Linked DNA regions of Homo sapiens: region 2 is linked to region 1. Evidence: chromatin loops called from intact Hi-C (ENCODE). Cell type or tissue: K562. All regions are shown on one strand. Each heading gives the region's core, and the rest is flanking DNA. Links, peaks and the distances in the headings are about the cores only.

Region 1 (9,284 bases), core at 768-8,767:
AGAAACAGGAAAAGAAATGTCAGTATGAAATGAAGACATCTAGCAATCAGGGCAGCCCAACAAGGAGGTGGTCATCTCGGCCAGCAGTGTCTTCCACCTTGACAGGCGGGAAGGCTACAAAGGATGGGGTGGGATGGGAGGACACAAAGGCAGTCCAGGCATCAGGCACTGGATGAGGGATCAGGAGCAATCTCCTGGCTTCCCAGGTCCCTTCTAACCCTAAGATTTTCTAGCAAAGAGCAACCAGCACATATCCACAGCATCATGTACAAATTGAACACTTTATTCAGGATACTAATAAAGTCTCTTACCTCCTGAAGCTGAGATTCTTTCTTTTTGGAAGACAAATTCAAGTGTTTTTCTAAGATGCCACAATACTTTTCTGTCTCTTTGTCATACTTCTTTTTGGCTTCCTGGCAAAAAAAGAGAAGAGAAAAAGAAAAAGAGTAACACGTTGCAGGAATAAAAGCAGCCTCCATCTCTCAAGATCCTTCTGCTCAGAACACAGATGACGACTCAGCTCCTACTTTTCAGGTAATGCCCATTAAATCCTGCAGCCACCCATCAACAGCCCCCTGAGTTTGAGTGTCTAGCAGAGAGGCACCAACCAGGACAAGACCAGAAATGAGGTAAATACGAATATCTAATGGTGGCAAAGCCAAGATTCCCCCTCTAAGAACTTTGTGAAACAGAAATTTCTACTTTCTAACTCACAAGGATATTCAAGGCCAGAAGGCAGCCAGGGGTTGGGGGCTGGGGAGCAGCAGCAGTGGGGGTACCTATGAAGCTAACACCAAGGAAGGAAGATATCCTCACAGCTTGAATGAGACAAGTCTAGACTAAGGCTAGATCCAGCCTTAATACTGTCCCAAAAACACTTCTTGGTATGTAAGCCTAAATATCTCTTGACACTTAATATCACATGCAGGTCTTTAAGCTGAGGAATAATTCAAAACAACAATATTATCTTCACACACATTTGTTTACTACGGCACCATTTATGCTAGCAAAAGAAAAATAAAAGCAGCAGCAGCAACATCACTTCCAAGGATAGCGTTTGGCATAATTAAAGTACGGAACATCCAATAAGCATAACTAGTCATTGGAAAACTAGAGAGAAAAGTAAAACAGCATTATATAAACTTGCTGCATCCTACATAGAGTGTGTCTACCTATGGACAAAGATGAGGTGGGAATTTACTTATAGGCAAATACCTGAGTTATGGTAATGGGGTAACAGTTATTTTTCTCTTCTCTTTAAGAAATTATTAGCCGTATTATTGTCTTCAAAATGAAAAATAATTACCATAATTAATCCCTGCTCCCCACCACTGAATCATTGGGTCACTGTGGTTCTATTTCTATCTCCCATTTGACTGATAAGAAAACTTGGACCCAAAGAGGTGAACTTGTGAAAAGTCACGGAGAGTGACAGAGCTGGGATTGGAGCCTAGGACAATGTGCCTCCAAAGCCCATGTTCTCCACCACAGCTGAGACAGATTGTCACAGGCAGTCTGCCTTCCTTCCACATTCCAACGGGGAGAGCAGGCAAGGAAGCTGGAAGAAGGTTGGCACTTGGCTGATAAACGGGATCAAATTTGCTAATTGGGTACATTATTCCTGCTTTTGACTCATGTGGAGCCTGAACCCATAGGGATGTTTTTCTGCAACTCCAAAGCCTAGAAGAGAAAAAATATTTTCTGGCCAAATAAAGAAGCTCAGACACATCTCTTTATTCCTTTAACAAATTTATAATCAGCAACCACTCTGTGTAAGGCTCTACTTTAGGCACCAGAAATACAAGACAAAAATGGTCCCAACCCTCACGGTAGAAATGTTCTAGTAGGAGAACCATGATTAACCAGTAAACAAATAATCAGCATAATTATAGACTGCTGCAAGTGCTACAAAGGAAATAAACAGGGCGCAGTCACAGAGATTCTGTAGATAGGGCACCCAGGAAAGGCATCATTTGGGGAAGGGAGATGTGAGCTGAGACCTACCTGTGAAATACAGAAGGAGCAGAGTAGAGCCTTCTAGAGCAGAACCATCAAGTGCAAATGCCCTGGGGCAGGACACTCGGAGCCAGAAGCCATCACCCGGAGCCCTAACAAGCTCCGCTATGTCAGAATACCACTCCTCTGGTACATGCTCACAGAGTGGGCAGAATAACCATATATCCATTTTAGCTGACACATACTCATTTCCATGAATCTGAGTTTTGCTTAAAAGACTGTTCACATACAAGAACAATTAAACATTTAGCAGCAAATGAAGAAAAAGCCTGAGGACACATTACTCCTTCAAATTTGAGGAGGGTACAGGCAAGAGACTTGACTCAAGCAATTCTTTTCCATTAGTGAAACCAGCAACTTTGAACTGGGGCTCCAACTCCAAATGCTGCTCACATGTATCCGCTCCCACCAGCCTTATCAGCAACTCCAAAAGGAGAATCCTGGTCCCAGACAGTCCAGCTGGCCAGAGGTGAGAAAAGGCCAGGGAACATGAGTCACTGGCATTCTGGGACATTCTGGCAACTTGTGCCTCCACATTCCATGTTTAAGAGGACACCCAAAGTTAGAGAAAAAAATAAGGAGAAAGGGAAGCCGTTTCTGTCCTGAGAAAACAGCAATAAGACCTCTGCAGCAAAAAAGTACTACAGCTTAGATAATGTTCTTAAGATGGGAGAGTGTGTCCATTACTCAGGACACAAGATGGTTTTCACCTTCCAGAGAGTCTACTGTGGGGTAGTTAAGTCAAGGATTGAGTTAGAATCCTAAAATTTATTCCCAACTCAATATGGACTGGCTAGAAACAAATCACCATCCCTCTCCAGGACTCAATTTCCTCAACTATAAATTGAGGATGATTAGATAATTGCTCGGGTTTCTTCTTTCAGCTCAAGGACCATATAACAAAATAAAAATAAGAACACCCCCTCCTCAAAGGATTTCTAGGGTTAAATGAAATAAACCACATACAGTGCTTGGCAGGGTGCCTACCACATGGAAAGTGCTCAATAAATGTCAGCAATGGTGGTGACAGTGGTGAGCTCATCACCTAAACCTGCCTCCTTCTTATCAAGAACACACCTGCTTTCCATGTCCTGTGTGCCATGAAGGTAACCGTCCCAAGAACCTACTACAATTGGAAATTAGACATTTATTTGTATCTTTTTGTCTGATGTCTTTCACCCCAGCTACTTCATGAGCACAGCAACCACGCCTGCCTTGTTCTCCACCAAATATCAGGGCACAGAACAGTGCTGGCACAGAGCAGGCTCTCACATATTTTTTAAACAAATGAACTGTGTGTATCTAATATAATCACTAACATTGAATGACTACATGACCAACCTTGTTCTCATGTTCAGGTAGCTATACGACAGACACCGTTTTAAGCATTTGATAGGAGTTCACTCACTTCTTCTTCATAATAACTCTACGAGGCAAGTTTTATTATTACCCCCATTTTAGAGATCAGGAAACAGGCATGAAGAGGTTTAGTAACCTCCCCAAGTCTACATGCAAATGGCAGAAGTGAGATTTGGATTCAGACAGTCTAGCTGTAGACCCACTCTCTACGCTACTCTCTTATGTCTGTTATACTTATTCTAGAGTCCAGCATTCCAAATGTACCTCTAATACAGGAAAAAATAATTTCCTCAAACTTGGAAATAGAAACTTAGGGCCATGGTTATGTCAAGCACCAGGGGTCGTGCCCTACTCCAGAGTAGCACATTAGCATAAGAATGCCCAAGAATCTTCCTCCCTGGCAGCCTTCACATGGTGCACTCTCCAACAGGCTGTTATGGCAACCGAAGCAGCACCAGAGAGTGGAGGAGGAGGAAAAAGTAATTTTAGCATGGCACAGACAGAGTTCAGAACCTCCACTTGGCCAATACCCAAACCAGCTGAAGAGCACTTGCTGGCTCTGAGATGTTCTTGAGACTGCTCCCTGGGTCGCCTAGAAGTGGATCTGTTGTTTGCTTGTTTGTTGTCTCTTAAATTTACATAATGTTATGATATAAATGTATGTGTGTGTGGAGTGATGCAAAGGAGGACATGCCAGGAGGAAAAAATGACAAATGGGGAAGGATGAGACATCACCCAAATGTCATCACAATTCTTCTTTAGTGATCATCCAAAAGTTATTTAATAATCAATAATTATTCATGGTTTAATGAATAGGAGAATAGAATATGCATGAGGGGAAACATGCTTTGGTGAGTGACTACTTAAATTCTTTTATTCTAGTATGTCACCATCTATACCACCCCCCAGCCGCCGCCCCGGGGGACAGTAGCTCCTCCTATCATTAAGATCACTGGTATCAAGCCCAAAGGGAGCTCACTCAGACTCTTGCCTCACCTCCTTGGTAACCATGGTAACCCTCAAGCCAGTGAGAGAAGAGGCCAGAGAGAGAGGCATCTGTGCTCAGAAGGAGAAGTAACTACTGAAAAGATGACTCAACAAACAGCTCTGCTCTGCCTCAGTCTCCAAGCTCTGCATAACCCCCGGAAGCCACTGCCAAGCATGTTCAAGAGTGGGGAGGCACAGGCCCCAAGGCCACCAAGAGGAGCCCTGCGGGCAGGGCCTGCACTGCCAGGAACTGAGGGAGCATTCGCTCACGGCTTATTAACTGCCATCACTGGACTGGTTCACAGTCTGTATGAATTCTTAGTGGAATAAGACTTTGTGTAAATTATACATTCCTTAATCTCTGATACAGCACCAGTGAGCTCCCACTTCCTCATAAATGTGTAAACTAAAATTAGTAGAAAATACTCTAAAACTGGGAGAAAGTCTTTGCCACAGTCCCTCTTTCAAACTGTAATCAACCATCCCTCTGAAAGACCCTGACTAAACATCATCTTTTGCAGGCCCTAATCATATCTATTTCCAGAAAGCAGATGCACTCAGGGGTGTGTGTGTTGTAGGGGTGAGGAATACCTCATTTTGCAACTAAGCAAAATCCACACAAAGTAAGAGGGTGGTGTTGCCCAAAAGCCCCTGCAGGTGGCGTAAGAGACCGCAGCTGAATTGACTCACAGTTCCAGAAAAACAGGAAGAAAACGTTGGAAATCTTTTTGCTTTCATTGATTCCAATGAAAACATCTTCTCTGCAGGTAGCCTCTAACACTCTACCGAAGGTCAAACCAGCTAGAGTTTCCTAGTGATTTTTTTTTTTTTGGACATGGAGTCTTGCTCTGTTGCCCAGGCTGCAGTCAGTGGCGCGATCTCGGCTCACTGCAACCTCCACCTCCTGGGTTCAAGCGATTCTCCTGCCTCAGCCTCCCGAGTAGCTGGGAACTACAGGCACCCACCACCATGCCCAGCTAATTTTTCTATTTTAGTAGAGACGGGGTTTCGCCATATTGGCCAGCCTGGTCTCGAACTCCTGACCTCGTGATCTGCCCACCTAGGCCTCCCAAAGTGCTGGGATTACAGGCATGAGCCACTGCGCCCAGCCCTCCTAGTGATTTATTACAGGGCAAAGGAGCCCTGGAGAATCCACCTTTTAAAAAGGAACAGGATTCCCTTTGCAGTCTCTCAAGAACACATTAGAATTAGTCAAGCTTAGGCTACAGTCCCTCCAGGTCAGTGATAACAAACGGTGATCTCCAGGTTGAAGCAGGCCTGCAGATGTCATTTTTTGACCTGCACAATGGGTAATATATATTTTAAAATTATTTGCCAACAAGAAATTTCACATAAAACTGGCTTTTCAGTTTGTCTTGAAACATTTAAAGAATCAGCAAGAGAGGGCCCATTTCCAGACCCAACAAAAATCAGCTAAACCTAAGTACCAGCTGCCTCCTTTTAAAGAAAGTCCCTGTACCCACAGGGCACAAATTTGTAACCCCTGCTTAGGCTGCAAGTCCTGGACCTCCACAAAATACAATTCCACGAAAACAAATGTATTGTTCAATAAAGACAATTGTCTAAGCACACAGCTATCTATTATAATAACACAAATGAGGTGTGGTTTCTACCTTTGGATGATTTATGAACAAGCACAGAACAATGAGGTAACAAAATACCAGAATGGCCCCTCCGGGGTTGACGGCTCAGATGGTCGTACTTCAGTCACCCGTAAAGAACCGATGAGTTGGGCTCTATAGAGTTTTCTGCCTAAGATTTTCTGAAGAAGGTGGGCTTCGATTTTCTGAAGACATTTCTGAAGACTTTGTTTTAAAGAAAGGTGCTATGTTTTCCAGACCTCTCACCCTAAAATCCAGACCAAAGCTTGCAAAATTCTCACCTTGGCAGCCCCGATCTGTTCCTTTCGAAACTTCTCCAAGGGAGTGATGAGCACCTCGCTGGCATTCTCAATCTGGTGAAGAACAACAGAGTAAGGGAAAGAAGACACAAAAGCAGTATCAGTAAAGAATTACAGCAGCTCCAGCATGAGATGCCTCCCCATGTCTTAAAATAAAATTTGGGGAGGCAGTGTTGTACATGTCAACTGTTTACAACCTTCGAACTAATAGCATGTCAAATCAAAACTGTCATCATTTCAAAACATGATAATCTTCCTCCCATGCATGATTAATACTGATTATTTAAAAGTAAAAATGAGGAACTCTAAAACTGTAAGCGATCCTCTGAAGGGGCAGAGGGGAACTGGTAAAAGAGTGGGGTCTAAGTTACAAGCTTCGGTGACATTTTCTTGCAAATATTCATTTACCCAAGTTATGGGTAAAGTAGATCAACACTGAGTCTAGGTTAAAAACAAATAAACAAAGAAACACCTCTGGACATCTGATGGCATAAAAACCTTCCAAGCTTGATTTTGTGTTGCTCTACCAAGACAGGACTGGACTAGAGCCAGGACACCTGTGCCTCCTGACTACTGGCTGCCTCTCAACTTCATCTCACAGGGCTCACCCCTCAGGTCCTGCATTCCAACCTACTGGCACTCCAATGCACCTCAAACGCACCAAACTCGTCCCACCTCAGGGCCGTAGCATTTGGCTATTCTTTCAGACACTGTGTTCCCAAACCCTTACAGGGACAGCTCCTTCATGTAATTAAGATTTCAGCTTAAAGGTCACCTCTTTAGGGAGGCCTTCCCTGACTACCAACATAACTCAACTTCCCTCCCCTACCAAGTGTGTTCTGGTTCACCACTACACACTACACATTTATACACACACACACACATGCGTGCACACACACACACATACACATCAGTATCTTGTAAAGGCTCACTTTGCCACCACTATCCCCAAAACAAAGAAGAGTGCTGAGACAAAGCAGCACTCAAACATATTTGAACGACTAAATGAATGAATGGATTAATTCTTGATTGGCTGCCAACTGTGTGACCATGGGCAAAACATTTAACCTCTCTGGGCTCTAATTTCGTCATCTGCAAAACGAGTGGGCTGAATTGTCCATCGCTAAGATTCTATGGTCTTTTCTAAGGCAGTACAATATTTTACAGTTTTTCCTTTTAAGTCATTCATTTATCACTCTTCGCTCAACTAATTATTCCAGGAATCTCGCTGCAACAAAGCATTATTTTTCCTAAACCACATGCATGTCCACTGCAATGAAACTAACCGGGTAAATGCCAGAAGTCACAGATGGACACAGTAAAGAACTAACTGAACAATGTAAGGGACAGAAAAAGTCAAGTCTCCAAATTTATTCCCATTTGCCTTTTTCTCAATTTGGAGATCACTTATTTCAGAAGAGTGAAATTTAAGACTAGAGTGTTGCGGTGTTAATTTGTTTGATTTTGTGATTTTTATTGTTATTCAATGTTACTTAATTGGTTCACTGAAGTCTTCTCCACAAACCATCTGCAAGTCTCTGAAGCTTACAAAGGTGTGCCAAGCCCCTAAAGTCAATGATTCTCAACCTTAACTACACAGTAGAATCACCTGGAAAGCTTTTAAAATCCCTAAGTTTAGGCTACACTCCAACTAACTCAGAATCCCTGGACTTAGTCCCAGACATCAGTATTTTTCAAACTCCCCAAGTTATTCCAGTGGACATCCATGATTGAGAATGCAGTCATAAGTAGTCGCTTATAAAACGAAAGTGCTCAACTGCTCACCTGGGAATCAGGACCCCCAAGTCCTTCGCCCAGCCATACTACTACTTGCTATCAGCCTTAATAAGACCTGTTTTCTCATCTGTCAAATGAGCAATTGCAGATGGTGAGGAATAAGGTCCCACTTAGTCTAAGATTCTACGACTGTGTAACATCCACTTGGTTCCAACACTGCCTGATGTTGGGGACATGGAAGCCCAGTCTCTGCCCTTGAGGAACTCATATTTACTACAGGGCACAGACAGGTACAATGTTTATCAGGACACAATGTGGTAAACACAGGATCAGAAGCACGAACTGGATGTTAAGAAAATACCAAGGGTAGCCATATAACCCAGGAAGTCAGGAAACGCTTCCCAGAGAAGGTGCGGCTTTGCTTGCTGAGCTTAACTGAACTGATGGAGTTGTCACAGGGCAAGGAGGTAGAGAAGGGGCTTGCTACGGCCAGATACTCAGATGCAGACAGTAGAAACTCAATTCACTGACATTAATAATAAAATTGCAGAGGCAAGCTGAAAAGTATAATCCAGTCATTGTTCCCTTACCACAGGCCATAGCAATCTGCAGGGTATTCATGGTGATTTGCTTGCCACACCCCCACCCCCAAATACTAACTCAGCCAAGAATCAGACTCAAAAGAATCATTTCCCTTTCTTAGGCACCAGCACATGCACAAACACACAAGCTTTCCCTTGCTTCCACCCACCACCAACCCCCACTGCTGCCACCACCACCCTTCTGATTCTGGTTCAGGCACCAGCAGTGAGCAATCAAGAGAAAGTGGTCTTTCCGTAGGGCAAAAGGTAAGAGGTTTCTACTCTGTTTGGAGTTTTAAAGAAATCCTTTTTTTTTTTTTTTTTTTTTTTTTTGACACAGGGTCTTGCTCTGTTGCCCAGGCTGGAGTGCAATGGTTCAATCACAGATCACTGCAGCCTTGACCTCCCTGGCACAAGCGATCCTCCTCCCTCCTCCCAAGTAGCTGGGACTACAAGCATACGTCACAATGCCAGTCTTCTTAAAAAAAAAAATTTGTTGAGATGGGGTCTCACTATGTTGCCTCCAGACTGGTCTTGAACTCCCAGGCTCAAGCGATCCTCTCACCTCGGCATCCCAAGGTGCTGGGATTACAGGCATGAGCCACCACACCTGGCCCCCACATTTTTTAATATTTTTTAATATAATGCAGACTTGGGTTTGAACCCAGACTGTATCACTTATT
Region 2 (9,060 bases), core at 1,061-9,060, 730 kb after region 1:
ACAGTAGAGCCTACAAAGAACCAACATGCAGAGGCTACTTGTCAAAGGGCACTTTCTGTAGGTAGTCTAAAAGAACACAATTATACACATACACAAACGTGTACAGGTATACGCAAAAGGGAAAAGGAGATGCAAGAGTACTGTACTACTGCTTTAACAAATGCTCTCACCCAATCCACCTTATCCATCTTACAGGATAGAAACACTATTTAGGGTTTAAAATACGCAAAAAAACATTTTTTTTAAATATATAAACCATCTATGGAAGCATATTTTGCCTTCTGTTATGACCCTCATCATTCCTCAACTCATATTCTAAAAGCCTGAGAGGTGAAAATCTTCTGAACAGCTGAACCACCCACAGAACCTGAAAATTATTATACATTTTGCACATGATTAACCTATATTCACCACTGAGGTTTAACCAAGAACCAGATTCACATAGGTAATAGGGGTCACAACTACTTTTTCATAAAATATACCCTCCTACTGGCCAGGTGAGGTGGCTCACGCCTGTAATTCCAGCACTTCAGATTGCTTGAGCCCAGGAATTCAAGACCAGTCTGGGCAACATGGCAAAACCCTGTCTCTACTAAAAATACAAAAATTAACTGGGTGTGGTGGCACATGCCTGTAGTCCCAGCTACTTGGGGAGGCTGAGGTGGGATGGCTTGAGCCTGGAAGGTGAAGGTTGCAGTGAGCCAAGATCACGACTTTGTACTTAAGTCTGGGCAACAGAGCGAGACCCTGTCTCAAAAAAAAAAAAAAAAAAAAAAAAAAAATCTATGCATCCATCTATCTATACAAACACACATCCTCCTACTTTACATAAATGTACAATTCCATGTCTATTCTTAGCATGTTTTCAGTTAAAATTAGATTACTGATGTTTACAAGAAGCACGGTCAAATGATTTTTTTCATTTTATGTCAATGTTTACACGCCAACCCTCCAGAAGGTTGGGACAATGGGAAGAGGGCATTGGACTGGATGTAAAGCCTGAGGCCAGGGGTCTAGTTTTGTTAGGGTCTAGATTCTCACCCCAGAATCTTACCCCCTCAGGCAATCACTCAAATTGAAATATCACTTCTATTGGTCCTGATACTCTACTTCAGTAGTTATCTTACTTCTTCCTTTGAATGTAAACCATTTATAGCTAAGTAGAGTATATTTTAGTATAAGAACACAGTGAAGGCTGGGTGCGGTGGCTCACACCTGTAATCCCAGCACTTTGGGAGGCCGAGGCGGGCGGATCACGAGGTCAAGAGCTCGAGACCAGCCTGACCAACATAGTGAAACCCCGTCTCTACTAAAAATATAAAAATTAGCTGGGCGTAGTGGCGCGCGCCTGTAATCCCAGCTACTTGGGAGGCTGGGGCAGGAGAATCGCTTGAACCTGGGAGGCGGAGGTTGCAGTGAGTGGAGATCGCAACACTGCATTCCAGCCTGGGCGACAGGGCGAGACTCCGTCTCAAAAAACAAACAAACAAAAAACACATAGTGAAGACCAAACAAAATTTCATCTGTACTAATAATGACTCACGGTGGGCCAGAGCTCAAGTCAGTATGTAATAAGAAAGCAAAGGGAAAAAAAAAATCATTTACTTCACTAAAACTTCTGTTGTTTCTTTAAAACTCTAAACAAAATTGACCCTATAAGTAAAGATATTCATTCTTATCATTTTTTAACAAGCAAATTTTAATAATGCCTTTTATTTCTATACAAAGCAATGTAACTTTCTGAAAAAAAAAATGGCTATACAGAACCCTTTAAACATAAGAGTACAGAGTTTCAAATGGCAACAAGAAGTTAAGAAACATAGGGCACTGTGTCGTTATGGGTGAATCCTAGTCGTCCTGCAGCCCAAGGTCCAAGCTAGTTTACTCCATAACCTTAAGTAAATAACCGCGGTTCCTATGAATACCTTTCCAAAACCATTTATTATAAAAACTCACTCTTTATCCATTATCAGTATTAACGTATCAAAGTGAGAAAGAACATGGGAGAGAAAAATGACAATTAATGCAGCGTGAACATTTTCATCCTGAATACCAGTAAGGACTCTAGATGATATATGGTGCCCACTTCATGTGCCTCAAAAGATTTTAATTTTCAGAACATTTAAACGATTAAAGAGAAATCATCCTCTTAACTAGGTATTTTAAAGCGTATCAAACTGTAGGTTTACATTTGACAAAGTCTTATGGACCACCAAATACGTAGAAATAGGAATTCCAAATATTTCAGTTCGTTGAATATACAAAACCAAATAAGGCGCAAGGACCTGAAGAATAAACACAAAGCTAGTCTACAATGTTTGAGTTAACGTGATTTAGGACCCTTCTATTTTGTTCTGCAAGATAATTTACATAGTTCTCTCTGCTATATGTGTCCACATCTATTCAGATTGTTACAGATCTTTTCATTCTGGAACTTAGAACATTATAGGCCATACAAACTTCCAAACTCCATTGTTGCTATAATCTGATTCGAAATGGAAAAAAAAAAATCTTCAAAGAAACTTCCATAAAACTCCCTTCTCTATTATCAAATATAACTTCTGAAAAAGAACACACTACACTATTATTCATAATAATCCATAAACTGGTTAGAGGGATCATTGAAATGTCAATCCAGGAGGCTCCTAATTTTCCTGTTTGGCTTTCAAACAACCCACACTTCTGTGCATTATATACTGATATCCTGAACGACTTCCTATGCTGATTCTGGATATACATACACAGCAGATGAATGGACATTTGCAGCTATCAGACTGTGCTGGTGCTGATTTGTGTAGTAATTTGACCATCTTGGTGTATTTTTTCTTCATATTTCTTAAATAGAAAATGAAAAAAATCAAATGGCTGATATCATAAAAACAACTGGTCTCTAAATTTAAGATTGAGACAAGAATAGAAATCAGGAGAAATGAGGAATCTTTAATTTCAACTGACTGAATGCTCACAGGACTCAAACCAGTTGGTGCATTCAACTGAGAAAAAGAACAAATGAGAACATGCAGAAAACACTGGAAATAAATTATCTAAAATTATGTCTAAAAATTGAAGCATAATTAGGAATTCCAGAATGATTTAAGATCTCTACAACTCCTCTCTACTTTTTTAGTCCATTATCTTTTACAGAACCAATGTTCAAATACATTTTTAGGAATGTATTTAGTAGGATATAAGAGGACTTCTTGTGCTGAAAATGAAGAAAAAAATTGACCCAACATTAGTTTTTTAATCGCATCTACTGAATGATTCCCTAAGATTAGAAAAAATTGCCTTAGCAATCAACAAATGCAAGCCAAGAAATTAAGCACTAATCTACAGTAAAAGGTGCTACACAAGAGATATTTATTAATGTTCTGTTGTATTTACAGTTTTAACATAGCAAACCAAGATGAATTACCACTTGGGCAGAAAGCACATCATTCTACATTATAACCCACTGGTTTCTGCTAACACATTGTAAAAGCAAGTAGTACAGTATGTTAGGGATCATCTCAAAAGTTCCAAGCTACTTCTTTCTTTGCTCCTAAGTACCTAATCCTCTCCTTACTCCCAGACTTTGGCCTAATCACCAGGAGACAAAAGGAAAATAAGGGGGGTGGGGGTGGGGGTGGGGGTGAAGAACGCTAATTATAGAAAGAGTGTCAAGAATTACATTTTAGTAATTAAGCTTCATTTGTATCCTAGTGCTTTCTGTTTTATACAGTGACAACACCTTTAGAATCCCTTAGGTACAATAAGGTACCGCAGAATTGTGAATACAGGCTATAAAAAATTAATGCTTATTATTTACCAATTAAAGACTTATTTTTGACCACACCTTAAATGTATTTTTGCACTATGATTTTGCTTCCAGGTGTTCATACAGAATTGAATAAATTTCTAGATTAACTTGAACAGCAAATATGGATTATGTGCAAAAACACAGTCATAGCAAAAGTTTAACTTTTGAGAAAACCCCTTTAAAATGGCCAGCATTATACATATCTTACAATATTTAATTCCAAGTTCATTTTGAGATGGAGGATGAATAAAGCAAGACTGCCCCCTACCGACTACAGGGACATGGCTCATGCTACTTAAAATGACTACAAACAATATATAAGGCATTATTAATACATCACAGACTTGATTGCAAGAGCTTTTTCAAACATTAACCACTAATGATTCAATGATTACAGAATTCTGCATTAACTATTAAAATTTTACACCTAGGAACAAATAGAGAGAAATGATCTTTTCAACAGTACTTTATTTTTTTAAAGCAGGTGATTATTCCTCTGTGTTCTGCATCTTGATTCACTTCCTGCAGGTGTTCTCTTGCTTCTTGAGAGAGAATTCATAAATGCAGGAAGGCCTTTGCCAGAAAACATCTGCCAGAGAAGGATATTGAATATTGAAACTCTAGTTAGCTTGTTATTTTGGCTAAGAGAAGGATGTAGTCACAAAAGAAGGCAGGATGTTTGGAGACACAAGTGCATTTTAACATAGTTTTAAGATTACTGTATACTGACATCACGGTATTCAATAAACATTAAAATTTCAGTTCTTAAAGTTATCAAGGCCTCTAGAACTAGAAAAAACTGGAATGCTTTTTCTAAAAACTCCTGAAGTCAGGAGTCTCTCTTTCCAAACCTCTTAACAAAAGAATACAATGGAAGCAGTGCTACTGCGCATCCCACACTGAACGCTGTCAGCAATGACTGAAACTTGGGACAGAGAGCATAATCCAAGTGCACAAGTAATTTTCCTAATATACCTGAAGATACTGTTTACCCTAACAATTCCACTAGATATTGCACAAGGAAGCTTTCCAGTAAGGATGCCAACCATGTCATGCTATACCTCAACCGAGCATGGCAAAATTAGAAAACAAGGATAAACTCACAGGTACCACAAATACTTTTAAAAAACAAGTTTTCCTAAAAAGTCATTGTATTTGGGGCATGTTTCTCTTAAAATAATACATGTACTTTCAAACTAAATTTTAAGAAAGGAATATATCTGACTGAAATAAATGCTCTCGAAATAATGCCTACGCATTTTACTAAATGCAGTTTTCATCTAATACTTTGAGGCATTTCTGTACTAGTATATTGTTTTGGTTCTCATGAAAATAACTTGGGAAAAACTACAAGTAATTCCCTATATTAACAATAAAAGAAGAACTATTAAGAATAAAAGAAGAAACACTAAAGAGATACATTTACTGCTTAATAAACATTTATTGAGAAACTATTTTGTGGTACTCAGCAAGAAGTGAGAGTTGGATGGGCTCAAATATCGGCCTATAACTTACTTTTCTATCCTCCAAATTACTATAAAAGCCACAAGAAACTCTTCTATGTCTTTTCTTTCTTTTCTTTTCTTTTTTTTTTTTTTGGAGACAAGAGTCTGTCACTCAGGCTGGAGTGCAGTGGCGCGAGCTCGGCTCACTGCAACCTACACCTCCAGGGCTCAAGCCAACCTTCTGCCTCAGCCCCGCAAGTGACTGGCACTAACAGGCGTGCACCACTATGCCCGGTGTCTTCTGTATCTTTTCTGATTAGATTACTGCGTAAGTATTTAAAAGGCTGCCAAAATGGAGAGAGACTACAAACACACTGGAGGAAATGAACATATTTTAATATTATCAACATTTTTCCAAACTATAAATTCATTTGTGTTGTGATTTGAAGTAAACCACTGAAACTGATACAAGGACATCTTTTCTTTAGATTGAGAGACATAAGAGATTGAAAGACCTCGGAAAGCACAGAGACAGAGACACAAAAATATGAGGAACTCTAAAAGCCAAGCAGAAGCAAAAAAGAAAATTGGCAGATGAATATTAAATGAATGTTTTTGCAATGAGGCCAGACTCATTATAAACATAAATAATTTGTTTTATCAGTTTCTATATATTTTTTTTTTTTTTTTTTTTGAGACGGAGTCCCGCTCTATCACCCAGGCTGGAGTGCAGTGGCACAATTTCGGCTCACTGCAAGCTCCGCCCCCCGGGTTCATGCTGTTCTCCTGCCTCAGCCTCCCGAGTAGCTGGGACTACAGGCGCCCGCCACCACACCCAGCTGATTTTTTGTATTTTTAGTAGAGACGGGGTTTCACTGTGTTAGCCAGGATGGTCTTGATCTCCTGACCTCGTGATCTGCCCGCCTTGGCTTCCCAAAGTGCTGGGATTACAGGCGTGAGCCACCATGCCTGGCCCAGTTTCTTTTAATAGATGAAAACTGATGAAACAGTGACTAGTAGGTCAAAACAGAGTTTGCAAGAATATACAATATGGTACGGACAATTACCTGGCCACTTCCTTAGTTTATGATGCTTTAGCATAGGTAAACAGCTTTAATAGATCCCTCAAAGTCAAAGCCTGACACCCAACAAACATTAAAAATCCCTTTGCTTGTTCAGTAAGAGAAGTAAAAATTAAATTAAAATAAAATATCTCAAGAGGACCTAGAGAGGTCACCAGTGGGTAATCTCAATCACCACACAATCTCCAAATGAAAGACTGCTAGAGGGCACTGCTGTCTGAGACTTGGAGGCTTGAGTGGCAGTGTTACAGAAATGCTGGCAGTACACAAACTGAAGAACAAACAGATCTTAGGGACTCTGGACCGTATTACTAAATTATAGATCAGATCACTTTGTAAAAAAAAAAAAAAAAAAAAAGGAATCCAATAGCCTACAGATCATTTAATTCCAAGAGGAAGACAACCAGTTCTTCTTGGAGACATGTAAATTTTGTTTAGCAAAAATTCTACTGGAAACACCATTTCCCTATTATCTTGCTATCTTATAACATAGTCCAATAAGTAAACCTTTACCTTGAGATGAATTTCCTTTAATAAAATAAAAGAAGTATTAAGGAACAGGAGAAAAATTACAGAAAAGGAGAAATGAAAGTGTCTGTTATCACATGGAAAAAAATTAAAATATTTGATGCCTAATAGGTACAGCTCACTAGGTCACTTTTTTAATTATGAAGGCCCTAGCTCATTAATGCTAGGGCTCAAAAACCTCCTTTTTTCCTTCTATTTCAGATGCAGTTAAAATAAATAATTTTAAAATATATTATGCTTCATATGTACAAGTGCTTTTGGTACCACACAAATAGTGTTAGATATAACCAATCAACTGTGTTACCACCTTATTACTGTAGCTAACTCCTCATTCACCTGGCAGCATCAGAGGAGGTGGTAATCCATAAAAATGTATTTTCCAGTGAACTGGTAAATAAGAAAAGTATAAACACTTTACATTTTTTACCATTTCAGGTACAGATGTTTATAACAGGTATCTGTTTCTTCTGCTTCCTCAGTCACATACTTTTTTTTTTTTTTTTTTTTTTTTTTTGAGACAGAGTCTCGCTCTGTCGCCCAGGCTGGAGTGCAGTGGTGTGATCTTGGCTCACTGCAACCTCCACCTCCTGGGTTCAAGCGATTCTTCTGCCTCAGCCTCCCAAGTAGCTGGGATTACAGGTGCACACCACCACACCCAGATAATTTTTGTATCTTTAGTAGAGACGGGGTTTTGTCATGTTGCCCAGGCTGGTCTCAAACTTCTAACCTCAGGTGACCTGCCCACCTCGGCCTCCCAAAGTGCTGGGATTACAGGCGTGAGCCACTGCGCCCGGCCCAGTCACATACTTCTTGATGGCCACTGTGCACACCTTTAGCAGTTCCTTCTGGCATTTTGTTATGAAGTAGGAAAACAGATAACAGCTTATTAATACATTTTTCCCTCCCTTAAGCTTAAATGGACTCTGAAAAGGAACCTGAGAGCTGCCCCTATGATAGTAGTACATGAGCTTTAATGTTTAGCTTTTGTAATATCTACTTTGACTGATTAGAAGGAGGTGTTTTGGGATCACTTCAAGATTGGTTTATTTGTACTATATTTCAGGTAGCCTGACTAGAAAAGTCACTATTCTTATGCCCTTTTCTAGTAAAATGCCAAATCTTAGTACAATATGGAAAGTATATTATTTTTCTGTTTTGGTAAAGTTATTTTAAAAATTCTGTATCTGTATCTTTCTGGCAAAGTTATTTTAAAAATTCCCTACCTGTGTCTTTCTTCAGCTACCTTTTAATTGGTGACATCTCCATCAAAGAAGTAGAAGTCCATAAAAGAAAATAAAGCTTTTGGGAACACTGACCCCATTTTCTAAAGTTTGTGTTCTCTGATTGGCCATTCCCAGCTTTCTACTTGCATAAACTCTGTATTCTGATCCTTTTGATGGCTTCAGGTTGACAATGTCAAGAGAGGCAATTTAGCAGAGTAGTCACTAGTTTACCAGTGATTTTCCTCAGCAGGAGTTAGCCTAGGATTTTTAAACTACATTTTCCCTCTCCCCTATCCCTATCTCCCTAGAAGAATCACTGTACATGACAGTTAGAAATAAGATCAAATTTATCCTTTAGTAATTTGACTGCCTGCTAGGCAAAAACTCAACAACCTTCTGACAAAATTCAGAGCTCATAATCTCTACAACATGATAATTAACAATGCTGCAACAAAGAAATAACTGGCCAGGTGTGTAAAAACAGGAAAATGTAACCCAGAGTCAAGAGAAAAATCCATCAATACAAATAGACTTATCTAACCTGATGTTGGAATTAGCAGATAATTACTTTTTAAAAACTGTGATAAGCATAATAAAGAATCGATAGGGAGGAAAAAAATAAAGCTTTCTTACTTCACATGACGGTTTTCTAGTATGTCTTCTAACAAAATTAAACTAAATGTCCTCTGAACTAGAGAAAGAAGGGATTCTACATCTGGATCTGGACAGAGTTCTTACCCTTTCAGTGGACAAAGGGAACTCAGTCCCATAGGATATTATGGCTTTTCAGGTTCCCTCTGGGGATCCCTGGAAAATTAGTGAAGTCATTAGAATTCTAAATTCTGCTGTAAGTTCCTCAAACCCTTAATTTAGAGCTCTGAATTCTCTGGGTGTGTCAGGAATGATTTCAAATAAACCAGGGTATCACAGTTAAATAGAAAAGCAAATAAACTCTATTATGCCCTCCAATGGTGTGCATTCAT

What was found. Peaks named below come from ENCODE experiments on the same cell type or tissue, not always from the same donor. Only the 100,000 strongest peaks of a DNase experiment are listed, where the experiment ranks them.
Region 2: it touches region 1 in a loop (6-fold over the local background); 16 of 110 quality-filtered maps call a loop at or near these places.

What each region holds. Positions count from the first base shown.
Region 1 is chr5:142,876,427-142,885,710 of GRCh38, reverse strand. It overlaps ARHGAP26 (Rho GTPase activating protein 26), which reads right to left. Exons shown (of 23, transcript NM_001135608.3): 4 at 6,266-6,337; 5 at 312-413. Among named protein-coding and RNA genes, the nearest start is that of ARHGAP26-AS1, 12 kb to the right of the region's middle. In K562, for the core only: a CTCF peak has its summit at 5,017; a DNase peak (open chromatin) is centred at 4,990; H3K27me3 peaks cover 470 bases.
Region 2 is chr5:142,147,059-142,156,118 of GRCh38, reverse strand. NDFIP1 (Nedd4 family interacting protein 1) reads right to left here. Exons shown (of 8, transcript NM_030571.4): 8 at 1,679-4,388. It overlaps LOC107986455 (a long non-coding RNA gene), which reads left to right. Exons shown (of 3, transcript XR_001742907.3): 3 at 1-1,708. Among named protein-coding and RNA genes, the nearest start is that of NDFIP1, 43 kb to the right of the region's middle. In K562, for the core only: CTCF peaks have their summits at 4,065 (motif pointing left) and 6,519; a DNase peak (open chromatin) is centred at 4,068.